2 separate regions of the Homo sapiens genome follow, and region 2 is linked to region 1. The links are chromatin loops, found by intact Hi-C in ENCODE. Cell type or tissue: Calu3. All regions are shown on one strand. Links, peaks and the distances in the headings refer to the core of each region. The heading gives the core; the rest is flanking DNA.

Region 1 (8,179 bases), core at 1,465-6,464:
TGTCAATGCCAATCAAATCTTTCTTGAGTTCGTGCAGCTTCTGGAAATTCTCCATCTTGATCATCGTACCGTGGAGCTGTGCCACCATCTCCGTGATCTCTGCCAAAGCGGCTGTGAAGGAAAGACATACACAGTCTGCAGCGGGAAAGGCAGGCAGGGGTCTTCCCCTAGCAGCTGTCAGCTCAACGCTGCAGGGAAATCACTCCAGTCCCTGCACAGTATTCAAAGGTGTCTTTTGAGCAAAAACAGTGCTATTTCTCTATAATAAAAATTGATGGTGTATTTTCTGTATTTATTTGCTTCACTTTAGCATCTTAAAACTAAGTGACCCCTGCATGGTGACGTGGCATACAGCTGTCCTTCAATTAGACGGACCTGTTGGCTTAGAGGGGAAAGACACGGGGGAAGAAGACTGCCTTGAATTTTGTCCCTGGGTAGAGACTTTTCTTTTCCCTCCTGTTACTCGGAAAGAACAAGGCACAGTGAGCACAAAGAGGCCATAGAAAAATCTGGAGCAAAGTCAGCACCTCCTTGGGAGGAGGTGTAATTGATATTGTGAAGTGTCAGTATATTCCAGGTAACTAACATTCCACCACACCCCAGTTCTGTCTTGTGTGGAAATTACACTGTTTACCAAGATGGTTGTGAAGAATTGCTGTAGAATTCAAATTTTTTCTTTTCTTTTATTTGTTTGAGACAGAGTTTTGCTCTTGTTGCCCAGGCTGGAGTACAATGGCATAATCTCAGCTCACTGCAACCTCTGCCCCCAGGTTCAAGTGATTGTCCTGCCTCAGCCTCCCGAGTAGCTGGGATTACAGGTGCGTGCCACCACGCCCGGCTAATTTTGTATTTTCAGTAGAGACAAGGTTTCACCATGTTGGTTAGGCTGGTCTCGAACTCCTGACCTCAGGCGATCCACACGCCTTGGCCGCCCAAAGTGCTGGGATTACAGGCATGAGCCACCACATCAGGCCTTTATTTTTCGATAGAGGCACGGCTCCCCTATACTGGTGGGCATCCAATATTTAAAAGAAGCTAGTGCCTGATTAATACAAGCTTGGGTGGCACGCAAGTCCCCAGTGGCTGACAAGTTTGGGTGGCACTCAAGTCCCCAGCGGCTGAGCACTTGGGTAGTTTGGTCAAGAAAAGCAAGAAATACTTGTTGACTGAACTTCAGTCTTCAGAACTCTAAATACCTCTTTCACTGCTTTCCCCCAGCATTTCAGTGTTGGAAGGGAAGCATTTAGTTTTCTTGTTTTTTCCCCCAAGGATGCGAGTTAAATTCTCCCAGGCTTATCAGAGAATGCGGTCTCAGCCATAGTGACAAATCCCAGGCCTTGCTCGATTTTCAGACATGACCACCCAGTTTGGTCCAATAAACATTTACTTGGCATCCAGTGCTCAGTGGCAGGGCTGGGGGGTAGTGGGGAGCTCTGAGAGGAAAATGATGGAATGATGGCACCCCGGCCCCCGGTGCTCAGGGGCAGGGGCGTGCTGGGAACAGCCCTTGGCATTCAGTGTCCCTCTAGCTCTGGAAACCTAGGCTCCTACAGTGCTGCCACTTCATGCTTTAAGCTAGCTAGCACTCTCTTCCTCAATCATCAAGGATAGCCTATCTCCATTGGGTACTGTTTAGAGAAATAGCAGAGTGGAACTGGATGAGTCCGCCAAGAACAGCGCCTTCAAAACCACACACCGCTCTCACCCCCATGGGCGACAGATCTGAGGAGTCCTCAGAGCCAGGAGGGGCCCTGGGTCCTTTCCTCCGGGCTCGGCCAACACACAGGCAATGCCAGTGTGACAGGACAAGGCGGACAGGAGGTCAGCTCAACATCAGGTGCCAGGCACAAGCTGAGGCTTAAAGGACGAGAGAGAGCTGGCCAGGAAAGGCCAAGGAGGTGGTGGCCAGGACTCTAAGCAGAAGGAACGGAATGCACCAAGGTGTGGAGGCAAGAGGCAGCATGGTTTTGTTTTTAGAGACTGGGTCTAGGTCTGTCGCCTGGGCTGTGGTGCAATCATAGCTCACTGCAGCCTCCAACTCCTGGGCTCATGCGATCCTCCCACCTCAGCCTCCTGAGTAGCCGGCACTATAGGTGCATGCTCGTAATTTTTAAATTTTTTGTAGAGACAAGGTCTCACTGTGTTGCCCAGGCTGCTCTTGAACTCCCAGCCTCCAGTGATCCTCCCATCTTGGCCTCCCAAAGTGCTGGGATTACAGGTGTGAGCCACCACCCCTGGCCAGCATGGTTTGTTTTAAAGACAGATGGTCAATGACAAACCATGTCAGGAGGCACCTGTGTTCCCCTTCTGTGAACTGTCACTGTCTCAATTACTTTGCCAAGTCTTCTACCTATTGGGTTGCCTTTTTTTAACAACTAATTTGTAGGAGTCCGCCATATATTCTAGATATTAACAACGGTTTTTCTAGAACAAGCCTGGTATCACTGTTTCCCTCCTTAAAACACTTCCTGTTCGGCCTCTGCTCTTAGGTTACGGCTTTGCGGGGTCCATGGGGCGCAGTGGGATGTAGCCGCTGCTTTCTGTCGCAGCCTCACTTTGTGGCTCTCCCTGTGCCCTGCACGCTTTTGGCAATGTTCCGGTCTCTGTCCCCTCTGAACCTGAGCTTGTGCTGTTTCTAACTCTATTCTCCACACCCTCCTTTCACCCAGGAAAACTCCTATTTACATGTTAGTTCTGAACTTAGACACCATTTCCCTTCGAGATCCCCCCAACACCCCCTAACGCCCCGGCTCCAACTGCACCGTCCACTTCTCTCTCACGGCCCTAGTGCAGGGTTGCCACTGCCCAGGTACCTGCCTGCAGACCCTCCAGCACCCAGGTACCTGCCTGCAGACCCTCCAGTGGGTCCTGTGAGGTCAGGGGCCGCACTGTTCCTTCTCCCTCACACGCCCAGTACAGGTGCTCGCTGCGCAGCTGGGGTGTGAGAGCTGGCCAGGCCAGGTCATGAAGACTTCCGATTTTAGCCTGAGGCAGTCAGCCGTCACCCAGGTTTTAAGCCAAGGTGTAAGAAGATGGATTTTTAAAAAAGATGACAGTTTTGGCTAAAGAGTTGGGAGGTGTTTCTGACATTTCAGGCAAGGAATAAGGGCCTTGCCCTCCTAGTGGGTGTGTGGATTCGGGCCACCTGTGCGGGAGCCACCTACGCAGGGCCAACTCCGCATGCTAGGCCAGGGAGGGCAGACACCCACAGACCAACTGTGACACCAGACACAACGACTTCCGTTCAGAAGAGCACGCGTGGCCCCGTGGGAAAAGCAGGTCTGGAATGCGGCTCTGACCTCTGAGTGACCCAGCAAGTCCCTTCCCCTGAGTCTCAGCGTCACGCTCTGTAAAATGGGATAATGCAATTGATCTAAAGGGGTCCTTAAAGGAGTAATGGTGTGAACGTTGGTACAGTATCAGGTACACAGCACCTGGCCTGGGGCTGAGCAAGTACGAGCGGGTAGGACTGTCCATGAGATAGAAGGGCAGGACGGTTGTGACCATGGGTTCTAGATTTAGGTTCCAAATCATTTCCCTCCAAGCTGTGTGACTCTGGGCAGGTTCCTTAACCTCTCTAGTCTCCGTAGTCCCCATATGTAAGATGAACTCACCTGTGCCTGAGGCTTGGGAAGAGTTAATACAGGAGAGATGCTCATTATGCTGATGGGCACATTACAAATGACCGGTAGCAATGAGCAACAGGATTTCTTACAAGCTATGTTCTGTGGCCATGGTAGAGGGATGAGTTTCCGTCACGTGGGTAGAAGCAAGCTTCCTGGGTGGGGGCTAACTGTAAGCGGAGCTTCTCTAGGGATCTTTGCACAAAACCACCCAGGAACCAAAGGAGAAAATGCATGCAAGAGGCAAAGGAAGAAAGGGGTCCTGACGATCATCAGCACCTTCTTTACGGAAAGATCAAGATGTGGCCGGGCACCGTGGCTCACGCCTGTAATCCCAGCACTTTGGGAGGCCAAGGCGGGCGGATCACAAGGTCAGGAGTTCGAGACCAGCCTGACCAACACGGTGAAACCCCGTCTCTACTAAAAATACAAAAATTAGCCGGGCGTGGTGGCGGGCGCCTGTAATCCTAGCTGCTCCAGAGGCTGAGGCAGGAGAATCGCTTGAACCCGGGAGGTGGAGGTTGCAGTGAGCCGAGATCGCACCATTGCACTCCAGCCTGGGCGACAGAGTGAGACTCAGTCTCAAAAAAAAAAAAAAAAAATCAAGATGTAACCAAACACCAGAGCAGGAATAAAAACCGGCGCCCACCCTGATGAAAACCTGGGACCCAGCATCAGCTGACCTCTCTCCCCGGGGAGCCCCTCCCTGGCTGGGCTCAGTCTGGGAGCACCCGGCCTGAACTGTGGCATGGGCACCAGGTGGCGCAGGCTCCCAGCACTCACCTCGGCAGTCCCTGAAGTCGGCGTGGCTCGGCGGGTGGTGTTTGCACAGCCGCTCCAGGACCTGCTTGTAGTGCATGAGCCGGTGCAGTGGCCGCAGGAGGAAGGTGTTGAGCGGTAGGTAACACACCTTCTGCAGCTCAAAGTCTCTGCAGAAGTTCTCCAGCCGCCGGGAGCTCTTGATTCCATTCTCCAGGGCCTCCAAGGCCTCGCTGTGCTTCCACAGGTGAGCCGCCAGGTGCTTGGGAGGCAACAGAGGAGGAGGGTCCTGTTCAGCTGAATGGGATGCACCTGTGTTCTGCCCAGTTTCACTTGGGGAAATGAAGCGCTCCTGCACTCTCTATTTCACGATTTGTTTAATTTCCTTAAATTTCACATTGTTCATAGTTCACTCTTTTTGTTATTTCACTTAAGTTCTCAGGATGAAATAAAAAGGCCTATTAAGGTACTGAGCAGTTTAAAATACACATGGATCATAAAATATATAAGCTATGTATATAACATCAGAGGTATAAATGTTCCTTTAAAATTGAGCCTGGAAAAACTGGGGACAAATATATCAACAGGAGCTCCTTAAGGAGGGCTGTGGTTTTCTTCTAAATGTCTTCAGATAACAAACAGCCCAGGGGCCGTCAGTGAGCATTACATCGTTTTAAAACCACAGTTCTGCTTCCCTCGCCCCGTCTGCTCAGACAGTAGCTAAGCAGCTATGTGAGCCCCTCCTCTGCTAGGTCTGGGGAGATGGATGAGAGTCAGACAGCGCCCTGACTCTCCTGGAGTCATGGTGGGGATGGGGACAGAGTAAGCGCTTGGATGACAGAGCATTAAAGGAGGAATGAATTCACCTGGGTGGGAGGGAGGACTCCCAAGGCAAGGACACTTCCAGGCAGATAGGGGGAGAGCAGAGGACAGGGGACACCCCAGGACACAAAAACCGAGTTTGCTTTCTTCAAGTCTCACTTGATAATCACCTCCCAGAGTGGGCTTGCTCTCTATGTGCTGGTAACTCCCAAATCTGAATTTTTATTTTTTGTGACAGGGTCTCGCTCTATTGCCCAGGCTGGAGTGCAGTGGCGCAATCTCAGCTCACTGCAGCCTCGAACTCCTGGGCTCAAGGGATCCTCCTGCCTCAGCCTCGAGCAGCTGGGACTGCAGGCTTGAGCCACCACACCCAGCTAATTTAAAAAAAAATTATTTATTTATTTTTAGAGACAGGGTCTCACTATGTTGCCCAGGCTGGTGGTCTCAAACTCCTGGCCTCAAGTGATCCTCCCACCTTGGCCTTCCAAAGTGCTGGGAATACAGGCATGAGGCACCACGCCCGGCCTGAAATCTAGATTCTTCTATCATGTATGTGGGTGTATATTTGTATACATGTCTATAGATATAAAAGGCACAAAATGATGAAAGGTTTTGTAATTGACTTGTTTTTGTAGAAAAGCCTATGGTAGTATCTGGCACAGGCGAGTAGCCCAAGTCAGAGAGGAAAATGCGGCACCAGATCTAGATTTCTCATCCAGGCTATGGCCCAACCTCAGTGGCTTCTCCACTCCCACGCCCCGGAAAAAGCTGGAAACACAGCTGTCCAGACACATGCCCACTTCCTCCTGCCTCAGCTGGGGCCCCCGCATTTATTCTCTAACTTCAGGATGGGTACCACCACCAGCCAGGTACTCACGACATTAAAACCTGGGGTACACTCCACATTCTTTCCTTGTATGAACCCGTCCCCAAGTCCTATCAATTTGTCCTCCAGAAAATGTGGGACCTGCCCTTGTCTTCTTTCCCATGGTCACTGTTCTCATTCTGGCTGTGTGGTCTCCAGCCCCTTCCACTTCACTGTGAGTTGAGCCCCTTGAATGAACTTTCTGCAATGCCACTCAACAGACTCCCCTTAAGCCGGGATCCCTCTGACCTCTCTGGCATTGACGCTTGCGACTCACCCTGAGCCACCCACTGACCGCCCTGCATCCAAATGCGGCACACTCTCGCACCCAGAGACTCTGCACACAGTGACCCCTGCTGAGGACCCCCCATCCCTCGGGGTTACTCCGGGGCCTGCCCTGCTCTGTACTCCTGCATCCTCCCGCACTCACTGCTGTGTCTTTCCACAACCGCCCTTATCACACAGCCTCCCTGCTGGGTTGATTTCATGACTTTCTGTTTTGAAATAGACATTCATAGGAAGTTGCAAAGAAACATACAGGGAGGGATTGTGCACCCCTCACCCAGCCTCCCTCAATGGTGACATCCTGCAAAACTAGAGTACAATATCAACACCAGGAAATTGACATTGGTACAGCCCACAGAGCTTATTCAGATTGCACCAGTTATACACGCTCTTGCATGTGTGTGCGTGCATGTGCGTGCATGTGTGTGTCGCTCTGTGCGATGCTATCACACGTGTGGTCCCCTATTTGATTTTGAGAGGGCATCATCATGTTGTAACATCCTGGCATGTCGTCACATCCTTGGGGGCCTGGCATACACAGTGGGTGTCCAAAGGTCTTCCCTGTATATACCAAAGAGCCAACGAAGCAATGCACACACCCAGGCCAAGGCAGAGGTCTTGGGAGGACACATGAGTTGACGGTGGCCGGAAGGCAGGGTGGAAGGTGAAGGGTTGGGAGCAGGGTCTGGAGAGACAGCCTAGGACTAGAGCAGAGGCTTTCTTCACTAGGTTTAGAGTTTGGACTGCATTCTCCAAACCATAGAGAAACCAGGAGGGCTTTGCGCTGTCAGTTTTGTGTTGTATGAACAGTGACTCCAGCCATCATATAAGTAGTGGGTTGGAAGGCTGGGTTGGTGGGAGGTGACTCATTGGGAAGCTGGCCTGGTCGCCTAGCAGGAAGAAAACAGAGAGCCAGGAGAAGCAAAGTGGTAGAAGTGTCAGAAAGAGGTACAGGTGGTAGAAGCTTGGAGAGACAGGCGATACAGGAAGGAATGAAGGTCCCCACTTGCCAAGCAGGTGAAGGTCAGGATGAAAGGCCCTTTCTTTGCATTGATTTCCAAGCGTTTTTGTGCGTCTGGATGGATGTGTGCAAGTGGACATTCACAGCGTGGGCTGGAGATCCTGATTTGGGTGTCTCTGACTCTGTGGAGGTGGTTAAAGACCCTGGACTACCCTCCCTTGGTTGTGTGACCTCACTCCTGTGTGCAGAGTCTGGGAAGAGCCAATCAGGCTGAGACTGATGACAGCAGGTGAGTGCACGGGTCGGGGGTGGGAGCGAAGCGGGAAAGACACTGCAGGCTCGAGAACACTCTAAGCATTTGGACAACAGTGCTGGCCTGGGCTTCTCACATTTCTGGAAACTTCTGCTGTGCCCCTCCATGCTTTATAGAAATTCTTTAAAACAATAAAAACAGCAATTAAAAAAAACCCCAACTAACTTCTCAAAAAGGCTGCCAGTGACTCTCAGCAACCTCTCCGTCTATTTTTATTTTGCTTGCACAGAGCTCCATGCTATAAACGCTCATGGCATCAGCACACTCCTGAGATGCCAGCACAGCAGGGGAAGCTGGCTGAATGCAGAAATGCCAGCTCCCCAGACCGAGGAGAAAGAACGCCAGGAGCGGATATCAGGTGTATTTTTAGGTGGTCTTCTGCGCTGGGTTAGGGTAGGGGAGGGTGGGATGTCAGCCTCTGAGGAAAAGCAGTGGTGGGAGTTGGCACACAACCTGGAGAAGGCACGAAGGACACTTGCTGAACAGCACCACACTGGGGACTGTCCCCGCGGGTGGAGATGAACCTGGCAGGTCTCTGCTGCTGTCCCCAA
Region 2 (6,421 bases), core at 1,422-6,421, 400 kb after region 1:
ACATAAAAATCTAGTCTCAAGCAAGACAGGGCTAGGGAGCTGGCAGACCTGAAATTTACAGGGAAAAATAATTGCATGAGGCTCTGGGGTTTCAGAGGTAACCACTTTAAACAAATTCCTTTGAATTTTGTTTAGGTAGAATAAGGCACTCAAAAATAGCACTGTCCAATAGAAATATAATGTTAGGGCCTGGTGTGGTGGCTCATGCCTGTAATCCCAACAGTTTGGGAGGCCGAGGTGGGTGGATCACTTGAAGTCAGGATATCGAGACCAGCCTGGCCAACATGGGTGGAACCCTGTCTCTACTAAAAATAAAAAAATTAGCTGGGTGTGGTGGCTCATGCTTGTAATCCCAGCTACTTGGGAGGCTGAGGCAGAAGGATCACTTGAACCTGGGAGGTGGAGGTTGCAGTGAGCTGAGATTGCACCACTGTACTCCAGCCTGGGCAACAGAGTGAGATTCCATCTCAAAAAAAAAAAAAAAAGAAATATAATGTTAGCCATGTGTGTAATTAAAAATGTTCTGGTAGCCGGGCACGGTGGCTCACGCCTGTAATCCCAGCATTTTGGGAGGCCGAGGAAGGCAGATAATGAGGTCAGGAGATTGAGACCATTGTGGCCAACATGGTGAAACCCTGTCTCTACTAAAATACAAAAAACACAAAAACAAAAACAAAAAATAGCTGTGCATCAAAATTAGCCAGGCGTGGTGGTGCGCGCCTGTAATCCCAGCTACTCGGGAGGCTGAGGAAGGAGAATGGCTTGAACCTGGGAGGCGGAGGTTGTGGTGAGCCAAGATCGCGCCATTGCACTCCAGCCTGGGCAACAAGAGAGAAACTCTGTCTTAAAAGAAAAATGTTCTGGTAGCCACACTTTAAAAAGTAAGAAGAAAGGGGTAAAATTAATTTTAACAATATATTTTGTTGAATATATCCAAAATAGTATCATTTCAACATGGAATCCATATATTCCATTATTACTGAGATTCCTTTTTTTCCCACGCTCTGTCTCCTGCAGTCAGGTATATATTTCACACCTGCAGCACATCCCATCCAAAGTGCTAGCCACGTCTCAAGCTCAAGCTCAAGGCCACATGTGCTGGTGGCTGCTGGGTTGGACAGCTCAGCTCTAGAACCTCACCTTCATGTCAGAAACCTTTCAAGGGGCTCCCCTCTTTGAAGAGAGAGAAGCTATCCATCATCCCTCAATTTGTTAGCTTTCCCCTCTGCGTGGAGGTCATTTTTCACTCACTCTGTAAGTATTAAAATGCCAAGCTTGCCTCAGCTTCTCAGCTACTGAATCTATCTCAAATTAATCATGAGAGGGAGAAAAACCATTGTGTCTTTTGAATCTCCCTGCCCATGACTTCTCTTTGTCCAGCTGGAAACAGAAACGCCTGCCCTGACGTTACTGTTCTGTCCAGCTCCGACACCAGTTCAGCTCTTGGAGCGCACCACGTGGTCCCACTGCCAGGCCTCTGCCTGTGCACTTCCTTCCACCTGGAGCACCCTCCCCACCTGCCTTAGTCTGTTCTGGCTGCTGTATCAAAACTGCTATAGGCTGGGTGTGGTGCCTCACACCTGCAATCCCAGCACTTTGGGACGCCAAGGCGGGCAGATCACTTGAGGTCAGAAGTTCGAGACCAGCCTGGGCAACACGGTGAAACCTCGTCTCTACTAAAATACAAAAATTAGCCGAGCCGGGCATGGTGGTGGGTGCCTGTAATCCCAGCTACTTGGGAGGCTGAGGTGGGAGAATCGCTTGAACATGCAAGGCAGAAGTTGCAGTGAGCTGACATGCGCCACTGCACTCCAGCCTGGGCGACAGACAGAGCAAAGCTCAAAAACAAAAAACAAACAAACAAAACACACACACACACACACACACACACACACACACACACACACAAAACCCCAAAAACTACCACAGATTGGGTGACTTATCAACAACAGAAATTTAGTTCTCATAGTTCTGGACGCTGAGAGGTCCAAAGGTCCAAAACCAAGGCACCAGTGGACTCAGTGTTTGGAGAGGGGCTGCTTCCTGCTTCATAGAGCTGTCTTCTTGCTGGCAGGTGGGTGAAGGAGCTCCCTTACAAGCTCTCTTTTATAAGGGCACGAATCGCATCTATGAGGGCTCTGTCCTTGTGACCTAATCACCTCCCGAAGGCCCCACCTCCAATACCATCACGTTTGAGATTAGGTTTCAACATGAATTTTGGGGAGAAATAAACAGCCTATAGCACAACCTCAGGCCTAGATGTAGGCCTTTTTTTTTGAGACAGAGCCTCACTCTGTCGCCCAGGCTAGAGTGCAGTGGCACAATCTCGGCTCACTGCAACCTCCACCTCCTGGGTTCAAGTGATTCTCCTGCCTCAGCCTCCTAAGTCGCTGGGATTACAGGCATGTGCCACCATGCCCAGCTAATTTTTGTACTTTTAGTAGAGATGGGGTCTTGCTATGTTGCCCAGGCTGGTCTTGAACTCCTGGCCTCAAACGATCCACCCCCCTCGGCCTCCTAAAGTGCTGGGATGACAGGTGTGAGCCACTGTGCCCGGCCACAGCTAGGTTTTCAGATGGAACTTGAGTTCTACCAATCTGATGCCTTCACACTGGGTCTGAACTGAGAGTGGAAGCGAGTGGGGTGAGAGGCAGCAGCAGGTCAGGTCCATACTTTGTGGGGGCAGAACCTGAATGCAGAACAAGTCTGGAGAGAGCAGCCTGGCCTCAGCTCCCTGTTGTCTGCACACAGCCGAAGCAGTGTCACTCCGGAGTCCACGGTTGGGTGGTAACTCCCTGTTTTTCTCACCTTCTACTATGGCACAGGTAGCAACCCCTGCAGTGGGGTTGTTCTGTGGTGGTGTTCTAGAAGTGGCTGAGCAGGGACCAGACTGCAGCCTTGGATACAACTACACTTACAATTTGGAAATCACGGAGGGAAGCACATCCTAGTGCTCACCTACATCAGTCCACCAGCTACTGTGAGCAGAACCAATCCCGGGGCCCTTTGAGACGGAATCTCGGCCAGGTGCGGTGGCTCATACCTACAATCCCAGCACTTTGGGAGGCCGAGGCAGGCAGATCACAAGGTCAAGAGATCGAGACCATCCTGGCCAACATGGTGAAACCCCATCTCTACTAAAAATACAAAAAATTAGCGGGGTGTGGTGGTGTGCACCTGTAGTCCCAGCTACTCAGGAGGCTGAGGCAGGAGAATCACTTGAATTTGGGAGGCGGAGGTTGCAGTGAGCTGAGATCGCGCCACTGCACACCAGCCTGGTTACAGAGCGAGACTCCATCTCAAAAGAAACACAGTCTCCCTGATATCTGGGCTGGCTCCATGTGGCAAAGGCTGGTTGAGCTTCCAGTGGGAAAGTGCTCTTGCGTGGGCTTGGGCCAGTCAGAGACGAGACCCACATGACTAGGTCCCAAACCTTCTCATCAAAAGCCTGCTTCGCCAGTCCCCAGTTCCGAATCTAGGACCTGCCTTTTTCAGGGTGATGGAAATGAAAATGCTCACTCCACACAGGGGAAATTTCCGTGCTTACCTTTGAAGTCTTGAAGTCATGGGGCTGCCCTTTTGCTCTAAAGAAAACCACCACACGGCCACATATTTTGGCACACACAAGTTTTTTTTTCTTTCCCCCAGAGACAGAGTCTTGCTCTGTTGCCCAGGCTAAAGTGCAATAGCACAATCATAGCTCACTGCAGCCTTGAACTCCTGGGTTCAAGCAACCTTCTCGCCTCAGCCTCTCAAGTAGTTGAGGTAACAGGTGCGCACCCCCATGTCTGCCTTTGGTTATACAGAGAAATCAATAAATTGAGCATTCTTTTTGCCCACTTTGAGTGGGAGAGCTAAATGCATTAAAATGGATAGTAATGGCAAAAGACATAATTGAGCAAGTCCAGAGTTATGTCAAAATGACGGGTTTCATCATGCATAAAGGCTATCATTCTCTCCATGGGCATGTGCCACATTTATAACAATATAAAAAGTATTCACCATATGGAACATGCATTCTTCTTCAGAAATGTGTTAAGTACATAGAGCTAGCTTAACCTGTATTTTAGGGTAACAGTTCTTTTTTTCATATTTTCTAATATTTATCCTCAATGTTTCCCTTAATCCTACTATGTTATTATTTGTGGTCCTAAAACTCTCAAGGTTTCTCCAAATTCTTACTCATTTGCTTACCATATTGTAGCAGGCCATAATTCTAGTGGGAATATGTGGAATCTGGAATCTCAATATTGCCTTAAGTTTGGGTGCCGTGGCTCATGCCGATAATTCTAGCACTTTGGGGGCTGAGGTGGGAGCATTGCTTGAGGCCAGGAGTTTGAGACCAATCTGGGCAACACGGCGAGATTCCATCTCTACAAAAAATGAAAAAATTATCTGGGTGTGTCGCTACATGCCTGTAATCCTAGCTGCTGGGAGGCTGAGGTGGAAGGATGGCTTGAACCCAGGAGTTTGAGGCTACAGTGAGCTATGATTGCACCACTCCAGACTTGGGTGACAGAGTGAGATCCTATCTCTTAAAAAAAAAAAGTATGGGTGTGGTGGCTCACGGCCACAATCCCAGCACTTTGGGAGGCCAAAGTAGGTAGATCACTTGAGTCCAGGAGTTCGAGACCAGCCCAGGTAACATAGTGAGAAACGCTGTCTCTACAGAAAGCATAAAAAATGAGCAGGGCGTGGTGGTGCACCTGTAGTCTGAGCTATCTGGGAGGCTGAGGTGGGAAGATTACCTGGGCCTGGGAGGTCGAGGCTGCAGTGAGCTGTGTTCACGCTACTGCACTCCAGCCTGGGTGATAGAGTGAGACCCTGTCTCAAAAGAAAAAAGAAAAAGGCACTTAAAAAATAACACTAGATAATCAAATAGCTATTAATTATTTGTCACGTTAATGACTGCATTTATTTGGCACTGAATGTATAGAAAGGTTTCTAAAGTATCTCCCAATTAAAAATACTTTCAGGCCAGGTGTGGTGGCTCATGCCTATAATTCCAGCACTTTGGGAGGCTGAGGCGGGTGTATTGCTTGAGCCCAGGAGTTCAAGATTAGCCTGAGCAACATACTGAGACCCCTGTCTCTACAAAAAACAAAAAAAAATTAGCCGGGGGATGTGGCCATGCCTGTAGTCTCAGCTACTCGGGAAGCTGAGGTGGGGGAACCGTTTGAGCCCGGGCTTATAGACATTGCAGTGAGCGGAGGTCGTGCCACCACACTCCAGCCTGGGTGACAGTGAGACCCTGTTTCAAAAAACAACAACAAAAATTTCAAAATAACTTTAATTAAATAATAGCTCAGACCTCAAGCCTTACCAATTTTATGTTGTTAGTGAGATTATTTTCCCCAACAAGGGAGGGGGATCAGAAGAGACAGTACAAACGCACTAATGATTAACCCAGGACGGGCTTCGTGGGAGACACACTAATAATTAACCCAGGATGGCTCTGTTAGAGAATCATTTGTACCTTTCTTGCCCCTAGGGTTCTATTGTTCATGATGAGCTTCATTCTCACCTGTCTGCCCTCTGAATTCAGTTGAGCATGGAAGGATGAAGGCAGGGCCCTGACCAGCAGCTGAAACGGCAGCCGCGCCGTACACCTGGAGAGAAGTCCTCAGCTTTGACGCATTTCTCATCTAATTGGTATATTCTTTAGAAATGCTTCCACATAAGCATTTTTCCCTCAGATGGTGAAGCTCCAGAAGCCGTCGTTCTCTAACTTTTTAAAGCAGTGAGTGATGCTCCTCTGCTGCCCCCTCAAGGTTCTCAGTTTTCTCCAGAGAGAGGCTTATTTATTTATTTATTTATTTATTTGTTTAGTTTTGAGACGGAGTCTTGCTCTGCTGCCCAGGCTGGAATGCAGTGGCGCCATCTCAGCTCACTGCAACCTCCAATTCCCAGGGTTCAACCAATTCACCAGCTTCAGCCTCCTGAGTAGCTGGGATTACAGGTGCCTGGCACCACATCCAGCTAATTTTTGTATTTTCAGTGGAGACGGGGTTTCACCATGTTGGCCAGGCTGGTCTCAAACTCCTGGGCTCAAGTGATCTGCCTGCCTCAGCCTCCCAAAGTGCTGGGATTACAGGCGTGAACCACTGCGCCTGGCCAGAGAGACACATTTTTATTTTTATTTATTTTTTTTGAGACGGAGTCTCGCTCTATCGCCCAGGCTGGAGTGCAGTGGCGCCATCTCGGCTCACTGCAAACTCTGTCTCCCGGGTTCACGCCATTTTCCTGCCTCAGCCTCCTGAGTAGCTGGGACTACAGGCGCCCGCCACCACGCCTGGCTAATTTTTTTTTTATTTTTAGTAGAGACGGGGTTTCACCATGTTAGCCAGGATGGTCTTGATCTCCTGACCTTGTGATCCGCCCGTCTCAGCCTCCCGAAGTGTTGGGAATACAGGCGTGAGCC

What was found. Hi-C counts contacts between places; a loop is a spot of excess contacts. Peaks named below come from ENCODE experiments on the same cell type or tissue, not always from the same donor. Only the 100,000 strongest peaks of a DNase experiment are listed, where the experiment ranks them.
Region 2: it touches region 1 in a loop (6-fold over the local background); 12 of 110 quality-filtered maps call a loop at or near these places.

The regions. Positions count from the first base shown.
Region 1 is chr13:98,427,508-98,435,686 of GRCh38, reverse strand. FARP1 (FERM, ARH/RhoGEF and pleckstrin domain protein 1) reads right to left here. Exons shown (of 27, transcript NM_005766.4): 18 at 4,407-4,644; 19 at 1-111. It overlaps FARP1-AS1 (FARP1 antisense RNA 1), which reads left to right. Exons shown (of 2, transcript NR_046595.1): 2 at 29-282. Among named protein-coding and RNA genes, the nearest start is that of FARP1-AS1, 4.2 kb to the left of the region's middle. In Calu3, for the core only: no CTCF peak of the experiment used is centred there; a DNase peak (open chromatin) is centred at 4,406.
Region 2 is chr13:98,032,820-98,039,240 of GRCh38, reverse strand. No RefSeq gene overlaps it. Among named protein-coding and RNA genes, the nearest start is that of IPO5, 82 kb to the right of the region's middle. In Calu3, for the core only: no CTCF peak of the experiment used is centred there; no DNase peak of the experiment used is centred there.